Linked DNA regions of Mus musculus: region 1 is linked to region 2. The links are chromatin contacts, found by Hi-C or POLR2A ChIA-PET in ENCODE. All regions are on one chromosome and are shown on one strand. The core of a region is the stretch at or near the end of the contact, and the rest is flanking DNA. Distances in the headings are between cores, read along the strand shown.

Region 1 (4,462 bases), core at 403-2,902, 54 kb after region 2:
CAGATCTCTGAGACCCTGGTCAGCAAGCAGATAGCCCAGTCCAATCCCTTCCCATGCCTAGAAGTAGAGAGGGGCGGCGTCTGTGTTCCTGGAACAGTTCCTAGTTGGAGAACTAGAGAGACCGCCTCTGCCTACCATTGGTCACGGACTAAGGCCATCATCAGTCATTTGCCAATCACATGCCTTGGTTGGGGGATCAGGCCACACCAGACTAGCATGGGAGGTCACCGACCCCGCCTGCTGCTGACCACTTGATAATTAAGCAATGGGGACAGCAACCCCACAAGGGAGCCTGAACCCTCCTACCCTGCCAGTTTGGCACAGTCCCCCAAGGCCCCTGGCCTTCCAGGAACTTGAGGCCTTTGTGGGTGCCATCTCTAGCCTGTCCCCATTCCTGCCTTAGCTCTCACCTGGCAGTAGTGTATTACTGAGCGACTCATTCAGTTGCTGGCTCTGTCCCATTCGGACTTTGCCTGTCTCACTCTGTCCCTTGTGTTTGCATGGGTGCCTATTTAAGGGTGAGAGGCAGCTAGGAAAGCCAGACACCTGTCACAGCTGCCCACATGGAGGTTCTCCTTGAAGTACAGGCACTTCGGGGCCAGCTTCTTTGGTCTCCACAGGTCTGGAGTCCCCTGTTTCTGGGACTCCTTAGCCCACCTCTCCTTCAGAGGTGACCCATGTTTTGCATGGATATTTTTCCCTGGCCCTTCCTCCTGGTCCAGTTCTTTTTCTGCCTCAGTCTCTTTTTGTTTTGGTTTGGTTTTTAGGTTTTTTGAGACAGGGTTTCTCTGTGTAGCCCTGGCTGTCCTGGAACTCACTTTGGAGACCAGGCTGGCCTCGAACTCAGAAATCTGCTTGCCTCTGCCTCCGGAGTGCTGGGATTAGAGGCGTACGCCACCACGCCCGGCTTTCTGCCTCAGTCTTAAAACCTGTAGATGATAATGTCCCTTGGCCAGGCCTTACTAGTCTAGCCTCTCCGACACTGACCACAGAGCAGCATCCACCAGGGGACAGAGGAACCAGCAGCGTCGTAAGGAAAAGGCTCCTGGTTATCCACTTAGAGGCTCTCTTGCCTGACAGCCCATGTGGACACTGGGACACCAGACAGGGCACTCTGTTGGGCAGGGACCCAGCCTCCTATCCCCTCTATATAGGAACCTTAGGAGGAAAGACGCAGAGACCCAGAGACTCAGAGACTGTCTCACCTCACAGCCTGGGATCAAAGCTTGGAGGGAGACAGGACTCTATCTGCACAGCCCAGCTGGTCCCACACACATGCTTTTCCTGTGAGTGGATTGATCTGTGTAGTTGATTCTGACTGGCAAGCCCAAATTGGGAATACTTCCTCCCTCCTGCCAGAGCCTGAATTCAATCTTTCCTTTTGAGGTCAGGGTTTCACCAAACCTTGATGACTGGGATTTTCTGGAAGGCTGAGTATCTCTCCTGGGGACCAACAGGGCCCTCCACCCACAGCCCCAGGCCCTGGATGGATGGTTCTCCCTGGGCTAGTTCCAGGAACCCTGCTCACTATCCTGAGGGCCGAGGAAAGCACCTCCAGGCAGTGGTTCCCTGGGGTAAGGGAGGCACAGGACTTAGCCAGGCAGTCAGCTCCGCAGGCTGCCAGCTTCTGTTCCGTAAGGTCACAGGCAGCCCCAGTAGAGCAGTCCAGGCTGCTCCCCGCTTTACTTCTGGCATGGATCTGTGTTTCCTGGACACAGGATTCCTGGCAAAACCTCCCTAGAGAACTGAGGGCCTCCCGTCATTGTTCCCGAGCCGCAGGAACTCAGATAGAGAAGGGATCTTGGAAGTGGCCTGAGCCTCAGGGCAGACTGCAAGCTTACCCTGCTACAAACTGATTTTCCCAACCAATGGGAAGAGACACACGTCTTTCTTCCTGGTTCTTGCTCTCTGACAGACTGGAAAACCAGGTTCCCGGCATCCTACCCTTGGACCCAAAAACTACTAGAGGCAAAGAACTTGGGCAAAAGGTGTCTGGCACTGCCTACTAGCTGCACAGGGGGCCTGTTTATTCCTTGTGGGCCATGTCTGAGCATTGGCAAGTGCCTTCCTAAAGTTTCAAATTCAACCCTGACAGGTGAAAACTCCCCGGGGTCTCCCCCCACCCCAGGGGCAGACTCTCCTGTTCCCAGGTTCCAGCCAGAAGGCCCTGTCTCCATCAGCTCGGCCCAGCCCCCAGGCATGGAAACTGCCACAAAGCATGCTTCTCTACCAAATTCATGGGCTGGGACTCAGGCAACTAGCAGCACTGTCCACTGAGGGACCATGTAGGTGTGGGTGTCCCATGAAGTCCTTGTGACCCTTCACTGGCCTGTCAGGAGTGGGTGGGGCTGAGCTCTGACCCTGAGAGCTCTCCGTGCCTTAGAGGTTAGCTGGCCCTTGGAGAGTCACCCTGGCTGCCCCTGGGAGACAGAAGAATATGCTTCAGCCTCCAACACTGATTTGGGTAGGCAGATGAGGGACAGAAGCTGAGGACCAAGGCTGCTGCCCCAGAGCAAGACCTGTAAGTTCAGGCCATTGTTGGGTCTTTGTTGTTTGGGGTAGGCAGCTGCAGGAAGGTGCTGTTTCCTCCCCTGAAAGGAGGGCTGTGTCTTGGAAGCCTTTGAGGTGGCCTTAGGAACCCCCAGCTGCCAGCAACAAGCTGGAGTGAGGAAACACAGTTTGTGCCTTCGTGGGCCCTGCCTGTGGGCAATGTCCCCAAATCTGGGCCCTTACTCAGCATCTACTTTAGAAAGTGTCACCTTGAGGAATGACCTCTGCTGTGCTGGTGTCAGCACACTTTATTTTTTTATTTGTTTGTTTGTTTGATGTCTTCTGGTCCTAGCTATAAGCTCAGTTTTATGTTTCTGTGGAGAATTATAAAGGCTCCTGTGGTGCCCATCTGAGTCCTAGGAGAAAGTACCAGAAGCATTCTAGGAAGCCAAAGCTATCTCTATGGGTTGGCCTAGGTCACCTGCTCAATTTCCTTGTAATAGCAAAGGTTCTTGTGTGCCCAGCTTCCGGCTTTAGCACTGTGCTGGTTAGATTTTGTCAACATGATACAAACTTAGCACATCCGGGGGAAAAAAAGAAAATGTCTTCATAAGAAGATCAGCCTGTAGGCAATTTTGTGGGGTAGAGTCTTGAGTAATGATTGATGGGGAAGGGTCCAGCCCATTGTGGGCAGGGCCATCCCTGGGCTGGTGGTCCTGGGTTCTTTCTATAAGAAAGCAGGCTGAGGGCTGGGCAGTGGTGGCACACGCCTTTAATCCCAGCACTTGGAAGGCAGAGGCAGGTGAATTTCTGAGTTTGAGGACAGCCTGGTCTACAGAGTGAGTTCCAGGACAGCCAGAGCTACACAGAGAAACCCTGTCTCGAAAAAAAACCCAAAAAAACAAAAACAAACAAAAAAGAAAGCAGGCTAAGCAAGCCATGAGGAGCAAGCCAGTAAGCAGCACCCCTCCAAGTTCTCTGCTTCAGTTCCTGCTTGACTTTCTTCAGTGATGGAGTGTGACCTAAGCATTTAAACATAAACCCATCCCTCTTTTTGGTTGTGGTGTTTTATCACAGCCATAGAAACGCTAACTATGACAGACTGCTGTTTGCTTCCATCTTTGGCCTTCCTAGTTAGCAGGTAAGCCACACCCAGATTTCACCTGCTTTCACAGCAAACATGAAGAGAGGGCAGCTACTGCTCAACCGAGCCAGAGTTTTAATTTTATATTGCAGAAAGCATCTAGAGACATATGGGTTGACAGCTGCTCCATGGCGTGAACGTGCTCGACATCTTAAGTTGTGTCCTTAGAAATGACTGATTGTATGTTTTGTATACATTTTACCAAAATCAAAACCCAACATAAGCAAGGGTAACACCCACCATAGCTGAGATGACCTTGCACATCCTAGGCTGCAGAGAATCCAAGAAGACAGACTCACAGTCTTGGTACAGGGGAGGGGGAGGAGGGATAAGGCACCTCCCCTACCCCCAAGCAAGCTAGTGGTCTTGCTACCACCAGCAGCAGCCCAGGTCATGCAGGCCCAGCAACAGCTCTCATCTCTATGTGGCAGTCACAGCAGCATGTGGGCTGCTTTGAGGACAGAGAACAATGGGCCTCCAACACACAGAGGTGGGGCTTGATGTCAAGGTCAGAGGCCCAGCGGACAGGTTCCAGCCAGAACTCACTCTTCATTCTGGTATGTGCACATGTCAGCACAGGTGCTTCTGGAGGCCAGAAAGGGATGTGGGATCCTTTGGAGCTAAGGTGACAAGTGGAACTTCCCACATGAATGCTGAAAACCAAATTCTGGAAAAGTAGCAGGTGCTTTCCAACTGAGCCTCTCCATCCCTCTGTGTGAATGTTTAAAATTTATTTCTCTTTCTTTTTGAAACTATAACATAATTACATCATTTTCCACTTCCCTTTCCTCCTTCTATGCCCTCCTGTATACTGTGTGGGTTCCTAAA
Region 2 (4,847 bases), core at 375-2,874:
CACCAATTTGAGCCATGTTATGTGCTATAGTTTGGCATCCCTGACAGCCAGAAACTTGCAGAGCACCCTGGGGCAGGACACATCAGGCAGAAATCATTGTGAATTCCACAGAAAGCAAGGTGACAGATGTGGCAGCATTGGCAAGAAGCAGGGTCTAGGTACTCGCCACCACTTTATAGAGATGGCAGATGAGCTTCCTGGGGCTGCAGAACAAATGGCCACAAAGCCAGGTGTGGTGGGCAGGCCGGTGATCCCAGTCTACCCACCCATGAAGGAACTCACCCCCATGGGGCTTCAGAGGCCTTTGCAATGCAGTCTATAGAGCCCATTCCAGTCCATCACCCTGACTCTATCAACAGAGGAGGGAAATATCTCACTCCAAGGGAAAGAATGATTCAGAATCTAGCACCTGGGAGAGGTGCAAATGTCCTGAGGTGATAGAATAAAACAGCATAAACTGCGGGCTCCAACCAGGTTCACTGTCTCATGTATTCTGAGGCCGGACGTCCAAGGTCAAGCTGGCTTAGGGCTGGGTCGCCTGAGGTAGCTCTCCTTCACCTGAAGATGTGTCCTCACGGAGTCCTTCCTCTGGAAATTTCCCCTCTTGTGGCTCCGTGGTCGGGATGTGTCCAGCCATAGGCAAGAGTTAGCATTTCCACTGACTATGTAGGTGGAGGCTCCTGAGCTCCCAGGATGACGCTGATGGAAAACCGTTTCATTCCTTCTGTCCCTTGGCTTTGCTCCCTAGGGACCAATTTGGGATGTGCAGTGTGGGCTTTGGCTTTCCTGGGTCTGATGTAGCTTGAGCTACATGTAGGTTGATGGTGGCCCTGAAGATAGATATGCATTCTGTCTGTGGGTCCTAGTGGGCAAAGGGACCCTGGCCACTGGACATTATACCAGGGCTCAGCTCTCCCTGATGAGCTGCAGGCACCAGCTGGGCTCTAACAAGGGTTATCTTGGGCCTGTCTGCTGCCGGGACAGCACCAACTGTGTGTGTCCAACGTCCCATCAAATTAAACATAAGAAACATGCAGTTGGTAGTTTCTGCCAGCCAACAGAGTCTCTATTGTCTCTTCCTCCTCTCTGTATGGAAGAGCTCTCCTTAAAGTGCAAATGCTATTAAGGCCAGTGAGGGTGGCCCCACAGATGGGCAGGTAGTGAATGGGCTCACAGAGCTCCCAACAACAGACAGAAGAGGGACCCAGGCCAGCCAGCCATGTAAGAGCCCTGGGTTATGGCCCCAGAAAACTGGGTTATACCAGACTCTTTATTTGAAAGCCGTTCTCTGCACAATGGCTTTGGGGGGGGGGGGGAGGAATCAATTTAAGCCAGCATGTCCATAGAGGACTGCAGTGTAAGACCAGACCAGCCACGTTTTGTCAGGGGTAAAAAGCCAAGGCTAGAGTCCAGGTAAGCAAAAGGGCAGTCTGTCAGCTTAAGGGCATTCCGTGGGGCAGTCTGTCAGCTTGGCCCCCACAGCAGCTTCCTGGGCCAGAGGCTAGACACCCTTGGCTTCCCAAACCATTCTCTCTGTGGTCGCTTCTTCTGCAAGAGGGCCTGCACAAAGGGGCCTGGGGCAAGATGGGAGGAGGGTGTGTTGCATTCAGAAGCCTCTTTCTGAATATAGAGTCATGTGTGACCCCAGGGGATTTCTCTAGCTCATTTGGCTTCCTCCACTGAAATTTCCCAGTTGGGGGCCCATGTCCGCAAGGCCTACTGGATCCTGCAATCTGGCTGTTTCTTTGGCTGTGCTGGGCTCAGCCCTTCCAGTAAAGCTAGGACCAGGCTGATTCCCAGTGTCCTTTCTGATATGTACCCTGTTCCTGACTAGTGCAGGCAATGCTGCAGAGCCCTCATCTCCCTCCAGGCTCCTCTGCTCCTCCGAGCCTCTGGTGCTGCAGCACCCAACCCAAGGCAGCTGGTGTTTACTCGAGCCTCCTGCCCAGCCCCAGCCCCCAATCTCCACAGCTCTCTAAAGAGAACGCCTGCTGTCCTTTCTACTTCACAAGGGGGAGGAAATGGAGCTTCGGAGAGGACCAGGAATTCTTCTCAGCTGAAGTGGGCGTCGTGCGGATCCGCACCCACGCCATTGCACCTCCGTCCCAAACTTCCGTTTGGCCATCTGTCTTCCAGAAACCCTCTGACAGCACATCCGGCAGATGCCTTGGGGTGTTCCTCATAGACCTGTGTGGAAGTCAAAACATGGCTGGCACTCCCGAGAGAGGAACTTGAGGGAGATCCTCTAATCTGTCCCTGGGGAAGCTGTGTACCGGCTGCTGGTGTGTGCCTGGCATCCCCACCAGCTGGGGTAATCCAACCCTGCACCCCCTCCTGAATCCAACCATATCTGGTTTCTAGGCCCTGGAGACAGAGAAGTGGGGGGCTGGTGGCAGGGCCATCTTTCAGAGGGAGGCCAGGGGAACTAGAGAGACCCCCTAGCATCCAACATGCTGTTCTGGAAATGCTGATAAGAACGGGGGATCGCTCTCCATCACTCTTGCAGATGGTCTTTAGCTTGGGCGCGCGAAGCTCTTAGTGGGTTAGTCCTGAGACTCATTTCTCCCCATTCAAGATTCTCTGAGGACATTTTGAGGGTGAGAATGGGTCACACTGGCGCAAGGGCCACCTGAGCACCAGGCCAGATACCCGCACAAGAGATAAAGAATGCTTCTTCCAGTGAAAGCCTGATCCCCACCGCTGGCCACGCCCATTACGGGCTGTGTCAATCTTATCTTCCCTCCAATCACTATAGTCTCCCAGTCCTGGAGAGAAAGGGTTACATCTTATAACTTCTTTATCTTAAAATTCCTGGCCTGGTCCCTGCTGCCCCTGGAGAGACTGTCAGATTCAGGTTAAGTCAATCCCTAGAGGCATTTAAGCGTTTCCTTACAGGGTGTAGTTCAAATACTACTCAACCGCAGTCTATAGCACCCAAGTCGCCCAGGCCACCATCCCTTAAACTCTCACAACCCAGGACGGTTCTCACTTCCACATCAGCCTGTCCTCAGCTGCTTTCTTGACTGCCCTGGCCAGTTCCCTCACTGAGAAACCACACGAGACCCCCTCCCACCTTTCCCTTGCTCTCTCTGCTTCCTGGCTGGCTCCTGGCTATCCAGTGTGGCTTCCCTTGGGGACGTCTACTCTCAGACTCTAAAAAGGTATTTCATTGGAAACAACAAGCCCCTGATGTATTGGCTTCATCATCTCCTCCTCCTGACCATGACTAAGCTTTGTCTGACCTGTGGCGCCCGCGCGCGCGCACACACACACACACACACACACACACACGCACGCACACACACATGCACACGCACACACACACGCACACACACACACACAGAGTCTTCTCAGCACATGAGAGACTGGGGCAAAAGGATTGTGAGTTTCAGGGATAACCTGAGCGATGCAACAAGACCATCTCAAAAATACAATGCAATGCAATAGGGTCTAGAAACTTCTGCCCCAGGAACAATCCAGTGGCCACATATTCAGGAGGAAAATCTTGGGGATCCCTGGCCCAGGCAGACATGTGGCTAGGGCAAGAATTACCCCAAAAGGACTCTGCTGACCTCATCCCCAACCCTTCTCAAAGTGCTCTTCTGCCTACAGCTCTAGCTGAGCATCTCTGTAGACCCCACGGCTCTCCAGAGGTCCACTGGGTGCCCATGGAGGGGCTGCGTTTGTGGTGCAGGGCTTCCCGGAGCTGCTCAGTCTGGAGCTGCTATTCAGGCCGCCTTTGAGGTCACAAGGGCATAGAGCCCAGAGCTGGCTGCAGACTTGGTGAGACAGGCTCACAGCCTAAGCCATAACCATCAGAGGTGTAGCAGGATCTCGGCTGTGCTTCCGATCAGCATAAGGCTCCACTTCCACTTCCGGTGGGCAGCGCTCTAATCTGCTCCACATTCTTTGCGCATAGAATGGAGCCTGGCTGGTCAGTCGCCTCCTCACCTGTCATTCTGCCCACCCCTCCCCTCCAGCCCACACTGACTCTGTGGCATTAACCATCACAGCCGGTCCTCTCTCTGAGCCGTCTCTGCAACCACACCTATCATCCTGCACCTTCCATGGTTCTTCACCTAAGCTGTTCTTATCCATGGCCAACCCCCTTCCCCAGCCTCCTGGGCCTGACCCTGGCCTGAGGCCAACACTGGCTCTACAAGTTGCCCCCTGGCCTGTTTCCACCCGTGTTCTCCCTCTAAAAGGACAGTTCTCTCTTTTGCCCCCTGTACTGACTGCTTGGATCTCAGGAGCCACTTTCCAGATTTGGGAAACAATGAGTAGTGGGGTGGCAGGAGGCATGAGACTCCAGAGAGGCCACTCCTGGGTGACCGATGACTCCACAAGTCTAAGCTATGTAGGACCCAGATAGAAAGCTCTTTCTACAGAAGGACTGTGTTGCCCATCAAGGCTGGGTCAGCACATGGCCCTAGTGTGGTCTGTTCTCTTTGAGGACCTTTCAGTTGACTCCAGGGCCCAGTGCCTGTGGGTGGGACCTGCCTTGTGGATGTCACCTTGCTGCTGTTGGGGATGTATTTGGCTGTCGGGTGCTGGAGCTGAGAGACTTGTGTCCAGAATCCCAGACTTCTTCCTAAAGGATAGTATCAGCTGTTCCCGTGTCACCAGCGTGTCACATCCTTGTGAAGCCACTTGGCACCGTATGTTTCCTTGACTTTAATGCTGTGAGTGTTGTGAAGTCAGGGACTGCCCTCCATTGGCACACAGGGAGTTTGCCAAGGAATTTTTTCTCTAGAACGTTCTATAGTTGTTGGACAGCTGGTCTGGGGAGTAGAGTTTCTGCAGTACAGCAGCAAGGAAGAGTCCAGCCTCCAGTGGATGCTGCTCTC

The links. A loop is a pair of places that touch in the nucleus more often than their neighbours do. ChIA-PET counts read pairs that join two places held with the same protein, here RNA polymerase II (POLR2A).
Region 1: POLR2A ChIA-PET joins it to region 2 with 10 read pairs in Patski. The contact joins two enhancer-like sites. A Hi-C loop is called at or near these places in 1 of 37 maps with a recorded cell type or tissue (CH12.LX). POLR2A ChIA-PET finds 5 or more read pairs at or near these places in 1 of 5 experiments (Patski).

What each region holds. Positions count from the first base shown.
Region 1 is chr17:31,930,024-31,934,485 of GRCm38, forward strand. No RefSeq gene overlaps it. Among named protein-coding and RNA genes, the nearest start is that of Gm30571, 20 kb to the left of the region's middle. Within about 2 kb of position 1,653, at least 1 of the 3 ENCODE cell types and tissues checked has a DNase peak (open chromatin) inside an H3K27ac peak, as active enhancers do.
Region 2 is chr17:31,875,822-31,880,668 of GRCm38, forward strand. No RefSeq gene overlaps it. Among named protein-coding and RNA genes, the nearest start is that of Gm30509, 7.1 kb to the left of the region's middle. Within about 2 kb of position 1,625, at least 2 of the 3 ENCODE cell types and tissues checked have a DNase peak (open chromatin) inside an H3K27ac peak, as active enhancers do.